Regions from separate parts of the Mus musculus genome. Here region 2 is linked to region 1. The links are chromatin loops, found by intact Hi-C in ENCODE. Cell type or tissue: left cerebral cortex. All regions are shown on one strand.

Region 1 (5,000 bases):
ACATCAAAGAGAGTCAAACTGACTGTCCCATGGTCACTACCGAATGAACCAAACCCTCCTAAACCCTCTAGGTTCACTACTCCTCCACTCAAACCAATCATGCACAGTAAATACTGAAAAATTATAATCTTTTCTACACATTTGTTTTGCGTTTAAGCAATGGGTAGGAATTTTCCCCTCTAAACCTACCAAGATAGCATGCTATAGTTAAGTAACACTCTGATAGAAAGCCTCCTATTGCTATTTAGAGAATGCAAATAACCCTGGGGCAGGGAGGCGCTGCTCAGAAAATGCTAGAAAAACATTCATCTGCCCTAAGTTTTCTGTGCCCTAAAAAGCTTCTTTCATATAGTTACAAACATTGAAGGGTCAACAGAGCTATGATGACGTCTCAATTCAATGTTCAAAGTTCAGGATTTTGCAAGGTGCAAAATACTACTGACTACATTAAACTATTAAAAAAAAAAAGAGTACTTTTTTCCTTTAAAAAAAAAGCTAGGAAAAAAACATTAGAGGCGGCTGGAGAGAAGAAGTCTTGTAGGTTAAGAGCACTGTGCCTTCCAGAGGTCCTTAGTTCAATTCCCAGCAACTACATGGTGGCTAACAATCATCTATAATGAGATCTGTGACCTCCTCTGGCCTACAGGTACACATGCAGGTAGAATGCTATATACATGATAAATAAACAAGACTTAAAAAAATTAGAAAGTAATTCAGTCATTCTCTGTTTCAAAGCTATACCCATAAAAGAATGACTATTTGTCATTTGTTTATTTATCTGCCTGCAGTACTGGAGATTAAAAACTATAGACTTGCATATCCTAAGCTATGACTCCAGTCTTTAATAACAAACACAAAATCCTGAAAATAAGGTTTAAGATTAAAATGTCTTCATTATTACAAGCATTTATAGTGAAGTAACAATGGTCCCAAATCAAGAACTAAATTAACAAGCTGTGATGAATCAGGCCTTGAGAGGCTAACGGAAGAGTTTCAGGAGCTTCAGGCCAGCCTGGCTACAGATGTGAATTACAGACAGTCTGGGTTACAAAGAGCGACCCAATCTCAAAAAGCAACCACCCTCCTGGAGGGAAAAATTTAATTATACAAGTCATCATTTGATTAAACATGTTTTCACGTTATGACAAACAGAAGTCCTACAAGCATCTAAAGCAACCCTCAGGCGAGTGTTTCACAGGCCAGTATGAAACTGCTGACTCAGCTCCACATTGTAGCACACCAAGACTCCTCCTGGCTAAACCTGATGGTGGCCATAAAAGAGATAATGAGTTATAGGATGCATTCTGGACACATATCAGTGTCTCTATAAGTGTCCCACTGATTGAACCATTCACAACATCAGCAGTCTAACACATTAGTAAATGAAAACTAAACCCACATGCCATATATGTGTTTTAAGGCTCAAATGTATAATACCTGAGAAAGCTGCAAACCAAGTATTGCTTTTCCTTTGGTACTTAGCCTGATACAGTAGTATACACTTAGCATTACAGTACATTTTTGCCTATCACAGCAGCATCAAAACACTGCATTATGCTTAAGAAAGCCATTTAGGGACAAAGGATCCCTGAGTGGTAGAGTACCAGCTCCCCAGTCTAACATTTCCTAGAGATATCACAGTTTTATAAGAATGAATAGGATTCTAGATGTACCTAGAGTTTCAGATACCTGAGAGGAGGAGAATCATTTGAGCCTAGGAATTCAAGGCCACCCTGGGCAACACAGCAAAATCCTGTCACAAGGGGCCAGAAAGATGGCTCAGCAAGTAAAAATACTTGCCATGCAGACTGAAAACTTTGAGTTCCACCTCTAGAACCCAGTAAATGTGGAATGAGAGAAATAGCTCCAAATTGTTGTCCTTTAACTTTTACATGCACACTGTGGCATGCACATCCCGCAAACATACTCCTCGCGAATAATAAATAAATTTAAAAGTAGAACCAAACTCAAGCCAGCAATGATGTCAAAGCCCTCCATGCGTATGTGAAAGAGGTTAAGCAGCAGTAACATCCTTATCAGACGGCAATGGGAAGACCAACTAAGTGAAAGGTACTCAGACCTACAACAAAAGCTGCAGTGCACTCTGCTTAGGCTACATGAAATTAAGACTTATAGATACTATTACTAATATATGCTAAAAAGAGACAAAAATACACTCATTTTAAAGATAATGGAAGTGGATATTTGGTGCAGACAGAAAACAGGAAATTGAGTTCCAGTTCAAATATCTTTTCTTTGTTTTGCTTCATTCTGTGTAGCCCTGGTTGTCTGGGAACCTGCTCTGAATATCAGTTTTGCACTGAGACACTGTTTCAATGTAGTGTGGACTAGCCAGAATTTGCTATGTAGCCGAGACTGACCTTGATTCCTGACCTTCCTGCTTTTCACTCTGGTGTAGAGATTATTGAGAATTCAAATATCTTCTAACACTACAAAAAGCCCAATGTTTTTAAAAAGAAGTGGCAAAAATGAGAAAAATTTCAACTAAGAAATAGAAAAGCAGGAGCTGGTGAGATGGCTCAGCGGTTAAGAGTCCCAATTGGTCCTGAGTTCAAATCCCACCAACCACATGGTGGCTCACAACCACCTGTAACAAAATCTGATGTCCTCTTCTGGAGTGTCTGAAGACAGCTACAGTGTACTTACATATAAATAAATAAATAAATAAATAAATAAATATTAAAAAAAAGAAATAGAAAAGCAAAATATTTTTAATTTTTTTCCCACTGAGATACCTTATTAGATAGAACATTTATTCATCCCTCAAAATACAACTTTAAAGGATACTAGAATTGCTGGATATTGTGATGCATGTCTTTAATCTCAACACAAGGGGGAGGCAAAGGTGGGTAGATCTCTGTTGAGTTTAAGGTCACTCTGGTCTACAAATTGAGTTTCAGGCAAGCTAAGCGCTACATAGTGAAACCCTGTATCAAAAACAAAAAATACCTGAATGTTGGAGCTGAACACATTAAAGAACACCTATAATCTATCACCTAGGAGGCCAAAACAGGAAAATAAAGAGCTCTGAGCTAGTATGGATACAGAGAGAGACTCTGTCTCAGAAAACACCAACATTAACAAATAAGAATAAAAGAATATACTGCAAGTGTATAACAGCCTTATCCTCTTGACTATCATGATTCTCCCTGTACAGGAGGGCTCCCCCGAGTTATTTATTGTTTTAAGAATCAATAGGAGGGAACTGGAAGATAGCTCAGCAAATAAGAGGTACATAGACAGAGTCCAAGGGCATCTGCATTCACATACATACACACAGACACATGAAAAGAGTGAAGAAAAAAATAGGCTAAAAAAAAAAAAAAAATCACATAGGATACCAACCATTCAAAATAATTAGGAAATGGGAGCAACCTAATTATCCATTAACAGGTGAATGGATGATGAAAATGTGACATACATTTTTTATATATATATATATATATATATATATATATATATATGTGTGTGTGTGTGTGTGTGTGTGTGTAATGAAATTTTATCAAGCTATAAATAAAAATAAAATCATTACACATGCTGGAAAATGGATAACCAGAAATCATTATGGTAAATGAAATAAGAGCGGTTCAGAAAAACAAAACAAAACAAAAAACAACTTCGTGGTTTCTCAAATATGCAGACTCTAGACTTTAAGTTTTAGATAGATGTATGTAGAGTTGTGAGTGTAGATCATGAAACTGGAATGGTAATCATGAGCATATATCTTAATGGGGAGCAACATGAGAAAGAGAAGGAAGAGACAGGATAAGGGGGAGAATGGAAGAGTAATACCAGTAAGAACAAAGTATGGGTGAAAATGTCATAGTGACTTTAGAAGAGAATCACAATACAAGGAATCAAGGATATGCATTCGAATATGGATCTCCACTGAGCAGAGAACACTAGGATTACAACAGCAACTCTATGTAACAGTTGTTCAGATGAACCCTGTCAAATTACTGTATTCCTGTTCATCAGTCAGCATGCTTCATGATGTTGAGGTTCAAGCACAGTCTTATGGCTATATGAAAGCAGAGAGACTGACTGGATGGCTCACACACCCATCTGCCTTTACCTTTACTAAAAAGTACCAAGGAACAACAATGGCCTCTTCATTGCAAGAAAAGACAGGACAGAAGCGAAGAGGACTTTTGTTGTCTTGTGTTTTTCCTATTCAAGAACATATTTAAAAAGTTAAAACAAATAGTAAACAAATTAGGCCTGATTGTTTTAATTAAGCAGTATAGTTCAGGGGTTAAACACTTTGTCAGTATAAGCAAGGCTCTAGAATTGAGCCTTAGTACTACCAAAAAAGGAAGAAAAAGAAGGACTGGTTAGCCTCAGCTTTCCAATTCCATTATTAGTAATTATATAATAATTTTGTACATAGAACCTTGATAAGCATCTGATATACATCTAAACTGCTAGGCAAATACAAATGCCTAATCTGAGAAGACACATACTAAAAGTACTTAATATAAAAGATTCACATGTCTTGTGGCCTGAAAAAAATGGTCAAAATTATATAGAAAAGCGTATTTATTCAATACATATCAATGCATTCAGCATAAAGTTACAATGTAGCACTTATCTGCAAGGAGCATACAATTTAACCTAGAAGACAATGCAAAATAGTAATTGCACGGTAATGATACGAACCTTTTGAAAGAAGACGTCATGTCGGATGTGACCTTTTTAATATGTTGACAATACTGACACATTGCAAAAGGAAACCATTCAGAGACAGCTGACTACTTGCTCTCACCAGAGAAAACTACAAGCTCTGAAAAGCTTTCTGACTTTTGTTTGGCTGTGTTGGCAAATCATTTGGTGATAATAAAGCAGCAGACCGTTGGTCTATAAAATGGTTATTATGCCCACTTCGACAGATCTTCTGAAACCCAGCTTTCAAAAAAATACTTTATGCACATAGTAATATATACCCAGCCATACCTTTAGCTAAAAAAAAAAAAAAAAAA
Region 2 (5,000 bases), 180 kb after region 1:
TAAGGATCTTCACATAACAACAAGCTCCACACACAGCCTATAGAAACTATAGGTCACAAGACTCTGATTTGCTGAGAAGGCGGAGTATGATGTAGCAGCAGGACTCGAGCTTATTCTGGTCCTGCTGAGTGAGTGTGGACGTGTGGCTCTGAATGGCAGACACTGCGTGCGTGTCCTGTTTTCTGTACCTTCTACAGCCAGAGAAGAAGGTTAAGAATCAAGAAATGAATACAACAAATGAGGCAAAAATCTTGTTCCTTCCAGCCCGTTTTCCTACCTTCCATTTTAGTCTTTGCACACACATCCTGCCTCCACACCACTAGGTCCTTAGAAATAAAATTCTAGGTAAAGTCTGCTGTCAGAAAAGTTGAGAGGTCACAATTTAAAAATCATAGCTGGGACACCAGAAGCCTTTTATCCCCGGTGCCAAGGGTTGGATGTTCACTTGCACACCTACAAGAGCCCAGAGGTCAGCATCCCAGACCTGCTTACCTGGTGTCTTTTAGGTCCTATGGCTGCCATCCAAATGCCCATGCTGACATCTTCACCCTACTCAGGAGCAAATGCCAACTTCTTAATGTTTTTGTAACAAAAAGTGATATGTAGAGTTAGCCAACCCAGATGTGTAACGATGAGCCAGAGATGGGAGACAGGAAGCACACAGCAATCAAGCCCTTTCCTCACATACCTTACATCAACACACTGGGCATACATACTTGGTCCCTGACTCTATAACCAAGCCAGGAGAAAGAAAGCACTTCTTTATGAACAGAAATGTTTACATTCCTCCACAGAATACATTTCCAAACAAAGATTAAAAACAGTGAAAGCAGGCTCAAAGAAAATATTAGAATAGTTATCATGGCTAGAGTCTGAGAAGTGTCAGGTAAATGTCCCTGATCTTTAGGGAGTAACTCCTACAGAGAAAGGACAGCCATGGTAAGCTGGCTCTGCTTCAGGGACATCTCAGGACACTGGACTGTATGAGTGACCTTGTTACCTGATAGGTCTTTAACCTTCTGGAGTTGCCTGCCAGCCAGTCAACGATATCCTTGGAGATCACATACCCTGACCCACATGCAAAGGCAGGGTAAGCCGGGCTCGGGTATTCCAGCTCCTGCCATTTTCCGGTTCTGTCCACTGCCCAATTCAACCTGAAACTGAGACGTTACAATGGTGGCTTCTCTGTAATGGCTGGCCATATCCTTCTACTAGCTGCCTTCCATCACTACCAAGGAGATGAAGCAGGAAAAAGATTCTTGCTGCCTAAGGAAAGGAATTATTTACCCAATGGTAGTTTATACAGATTAGATAAGCTCTCAGTTTCTGAATGGAAACTAAGAGAAGCCCACCCTGTGTTTCAGGACATACTTAACTGAAACCAAACCCACCAAATCATCAACCCGGCACTGGTCCTGAGCAGCAGAGGCAATGGCTGAGGAAATGTGTCAGACATGATTCTAACCGAAACCAAACCAAACTAAGCAAAGAGGATACAACAGTTGCAGGAGACCGTGTGCTTCTAAAACAAAAGCCACATCTTTGACTCCTGGTTAATAAACCTGAGATTTTTCAATAAAATAAACAAAATTCCCTCAGATTACAGTGATAACATATTAACCCAGAAGAGTATAATCAATAATTTTCTTAACTTTATCTATGTAAAAGTAACTTCCATATTTCATTCTAAATTAATCACACTTAATCAGGTATTGGCGGTCCATGTTTCACTTACTTTCCCCACCAAAAATTAGGCCCATCTAGATTCTTCTGAGCAATTCTATTAAACACAGCTTCTAAGTCTATATAACAGTCGTCATCTGTCTTGAGCAGCAAATCGAAGCTGGTGGATTCCACAGTCCTGTTGACAGAAAAAGAAATATGCAAGTCCGTGCAGCTATGGAAGGGCACAACACTACACCTGTACAGCTGTGCACCTTCAGTGTCTTACCCTACACACAGAACACCATTACTGTGGCCATCGACTGCACTTGGTCCTCACTTCATCAACTGGAATCACAGAAGAATGAACAGAAAAGTCTGACTGAAGTAGAATATGCATTTTTTTTTGTTTGTTTGTTTGTTTGTTTGTTTCGTAACAGGGTTTCTCTGGCTGTCCTGGAACTCACTTTGTAGACCAGGCTGGCCTCGAACTCAGAAATCTGCCTGCCTCTGCCTCCCAAGTGCTGGGATTAAAGGCGTGCGCCACCACGGCCACCTTAGAATATGCATGCTAACAAGGGCTTCCCAGTCATTCTCCACATCAGCTACCAGGCCTACCTGTCACCTGTACCCTGCCCCACGTGTGCCTGGTTACAAAGCTCATCATGGGACAGGTATCAGACCTGAAACTCTCACTTAGAACACTGAATGTGATGTGTTATGAAACGGGCCAGGTGTGGTGGGAAGCAGATCCGAGAGCTCTGAATTCTAGGTTAGTCAAAATACTAAGTGAGACAGACGGTCGCAAAGCTTCTTTGTAAAAAAAAAAAAAACTGAATATATTATGGGTTAAAACATGATTTATAAGGTGCAAACATATTTGTCTTTGGAACCAATTTCCAGCATTTCAATTATTATAAACAACCAACCCTCTGTAAGAACTTCATTTCTCTAGTTTTCTTGATGACATCAAACAAGGCAAAACTAGGTTCCCTGACTGTCAGTCCCTGCACAACACATCTGTTTGTAAGTACATATTTGTAAGGGGATCAGCCAACTATATAGACCAAGCTGGCCTCAAACTTATAAAATCCACCTGCCTCTGCCTCTGTAGAAATGAGAATAAAAGTGCACACCACCAAACTTAGTCGTTTATTTTTAACAGTATAACAGAAACGTAGTATTTGCCAATCAGAAATACGCTTTTGTTTTCAAAGATGCTTAGATCACTGGTGGGTGACTCTGCTGAGTAAATAAGGTCAAATAATTAAACACTGATTTAAAACGTGGCTGGTGCCACTAGTGCCCTCCTACACTAGTCCTCTTTTGTGTCCCCAGGGTTTCCTACACAAAGCATGCTGAAAAACAGATGGTAAGTGGTAATGTGGGCTATGAGGAGGCAGATCTAAAAACAGCTCTGCTGAGGTTTGACAACAGTAAAGAGAAGGGAGGCAAAAAACAATGGGAGAGGTAGGTAAGGAGCAGGAGGAGGAAAACTGAAGGTTCCCTGGGAAAGATCTCTGTTAGAAATGCTAGTGCCCCCCCTCACCCCAATCTTAAGTCCTGACTTCCCATTCCTCAAACTCCTCACAGTGGCATCTACACTGGGAATTCTGAGTGCTGGGATTTTAGATGCACCACAACCACCTGCTCGGGATAGGCTCCTATTGCTGTCTAAATACAGTCCTGGTATTTCAGACTCAACTGCCTTCTACCAAAATAATAACTAGTCCCAGTTAGATAATGTTACCTTCAGCAAACTAACCGGACCATCTACAGAGTATGACTCCAAGAAAACATATCCCTTGTACACGTGCCCTTGTGAACTTCCCACCCAAGAAGGGAAGTGAAGAAAGAGATATGATAGTCTTTCCAATAAATAAGGTTTCCAAAGATAAGGAAAAAAATGTGAAATCCTAGTCACACATACTCCAGGGAGTTAGTACTTCAGCCATGTGAGAGAGAAAGCTGTTCCTCGGAAAGTCAGCACAGCCACAAGCAACTACCAACTATGATTGGTAAAATAACATTATTGTCACAGACATAGAATACAGCCAAGCTAGGAGAACTACTGGAGGCTCCAGGAAGTTAGGAGAGTTCATCTCACTGAGCAACTACTAGAGTTTGTAAAACAGACAAGGAGGGTTGTCTTTCAGAGCCTTGCCCTGTGAAAGCTAGCCTTCATGTTCTAGGAGCCTTCTGCCTCAGCTCCTGTGCAGCTGGACAAAACTCATGTGCCCACTCGCTGCATCTATCCAAATGCAAGGGATCCGGAAGCCCATGGAGTAGAGACTGGAAATGGAAGGTGGATATTTAATTGAGAAGAATTCAGACTAGTAACTTAGTGTGAACATAATTAGGGAATTGGGGTAGATAAGTAGGAATAAAACTAAAAAGGGACCATTTCCAGACTGGAAATGGAAGGTGGATATTTAATTGAGAAGAATTCAGACTAGTAACTTAGTGTGAACATAATTAGGGAATTGGGGTAGATAGGTAGGAATAAAACTAAAAAGGGACCATTTCCAGACTCAGTGAATTCATCCAGTGCTAGGCTGAGACACCTGAAGTATGTAGGAATGAATCCAAGGGAATTAATTTTGATTTGTTCGTTTTGATCCCTTAATACCATTCACACTGTGGATCTGTTTATCTAAATAAGAAAGACACAGCATGTTCAAAGATGTCTTCCAAAGGAGCCAGGTGCTGGAGAGTTGGCTCAGCAGTTAGAACTATCCTGGTACTCAAGTAGGGCAGCTTACAACTGTATGTAACCCTAGTTCCAGAGGATCTAATGCCTTCTTTTGGCGGCCCAAGGCACTCATGCTTACATAACAGACATTTACATTTGAATAATTAAAACATAGAAATAAAAACATAAAGTTTTTATTTTATGAAGTAGAATCTATATCTTATAAAATATTTTTTAAAACCTTAAAATTAATTTTTTTAAAGATCCAGGATGTAACAGACTGCATTTCAGGTGATAAGTCTTTTAAATTTTGAAATCTCAGTGGCTTGATGATGTTTCATAAACCTACCCCACATATGTACAACCTACCATCTATAGAAGTTCAGTAATTTTGCAGGAACATTCCGGTAAGTATCCACAACATCCACGAAGACAATGTCGTCATGGACACTGCTTTCCTCCTGCAGTAAGGCATCTTCCACCTGCAGATCCTGTATGTGATCTGCAAGTCTCTGGGGCCGAGAATAAAGGCTTCTTAATAGTGCATCACCTTCTGAAAAGGAAAAACTGACTATTGAAGAGAAATACTACTGCACACTCAGAACCCAGAACTTGAAAATGTTACCAGAATTCCTTCCCCAAGAAA

What was found. Peaks named below come from ENCODE experiments on the same cell type or tissue, not always from the same donor. Only the 100,000 strongest peaks of a DNase experiment are listed, where the experiment ranks them.
Region 2: a loop joins it to region 1, with 2.5 times the contacts of the local background. A loop is called at or near these places in 8 of 42 quality-filtered maps.

The regions. Positions count from the first base shown.
Region 1 is chr13:14,176,090-14,181,089 of GRCm38, reverse strand. All of the region lies in intron 17 of Arid4b (AT rich interactive domain 4B (RBP1-like)), which reads right to left. Among named protein-coding and RNA genes, the nearest start is that of Gm26129, 91 kb to the right of the region's middle. In left cerebral cortex, a CTCF peak has its summit at 2,858 (motif pointing right); no DNase peak of the experiment used is centred here.
Region 2 is chr13:13,991,276-13,996,275 of GRCm38, reverse strand. It overlaps B3galnt2 (UDP-GalNAc:betaGlcNAc beta 1,3-galactosaminyltransferase, polypeptide 2), which reads right to left. Exons shown (of 12, transcript NM_178640.3): 8 at 4,724-4,907; 9 at 1,736-1,861; 10 at 1,001-1,160; 11 at 493-549. Among named protein-coding and RNA genes, the nearest start is that of B3galnt2, 39 kb to the right of the region's middle. In left cerebral cortex, no CTCF peak of the experiment used is centred here; a DNase peak (open chromatin) is centred at 3,050; H3K27ac peaks cover 1,670 bases.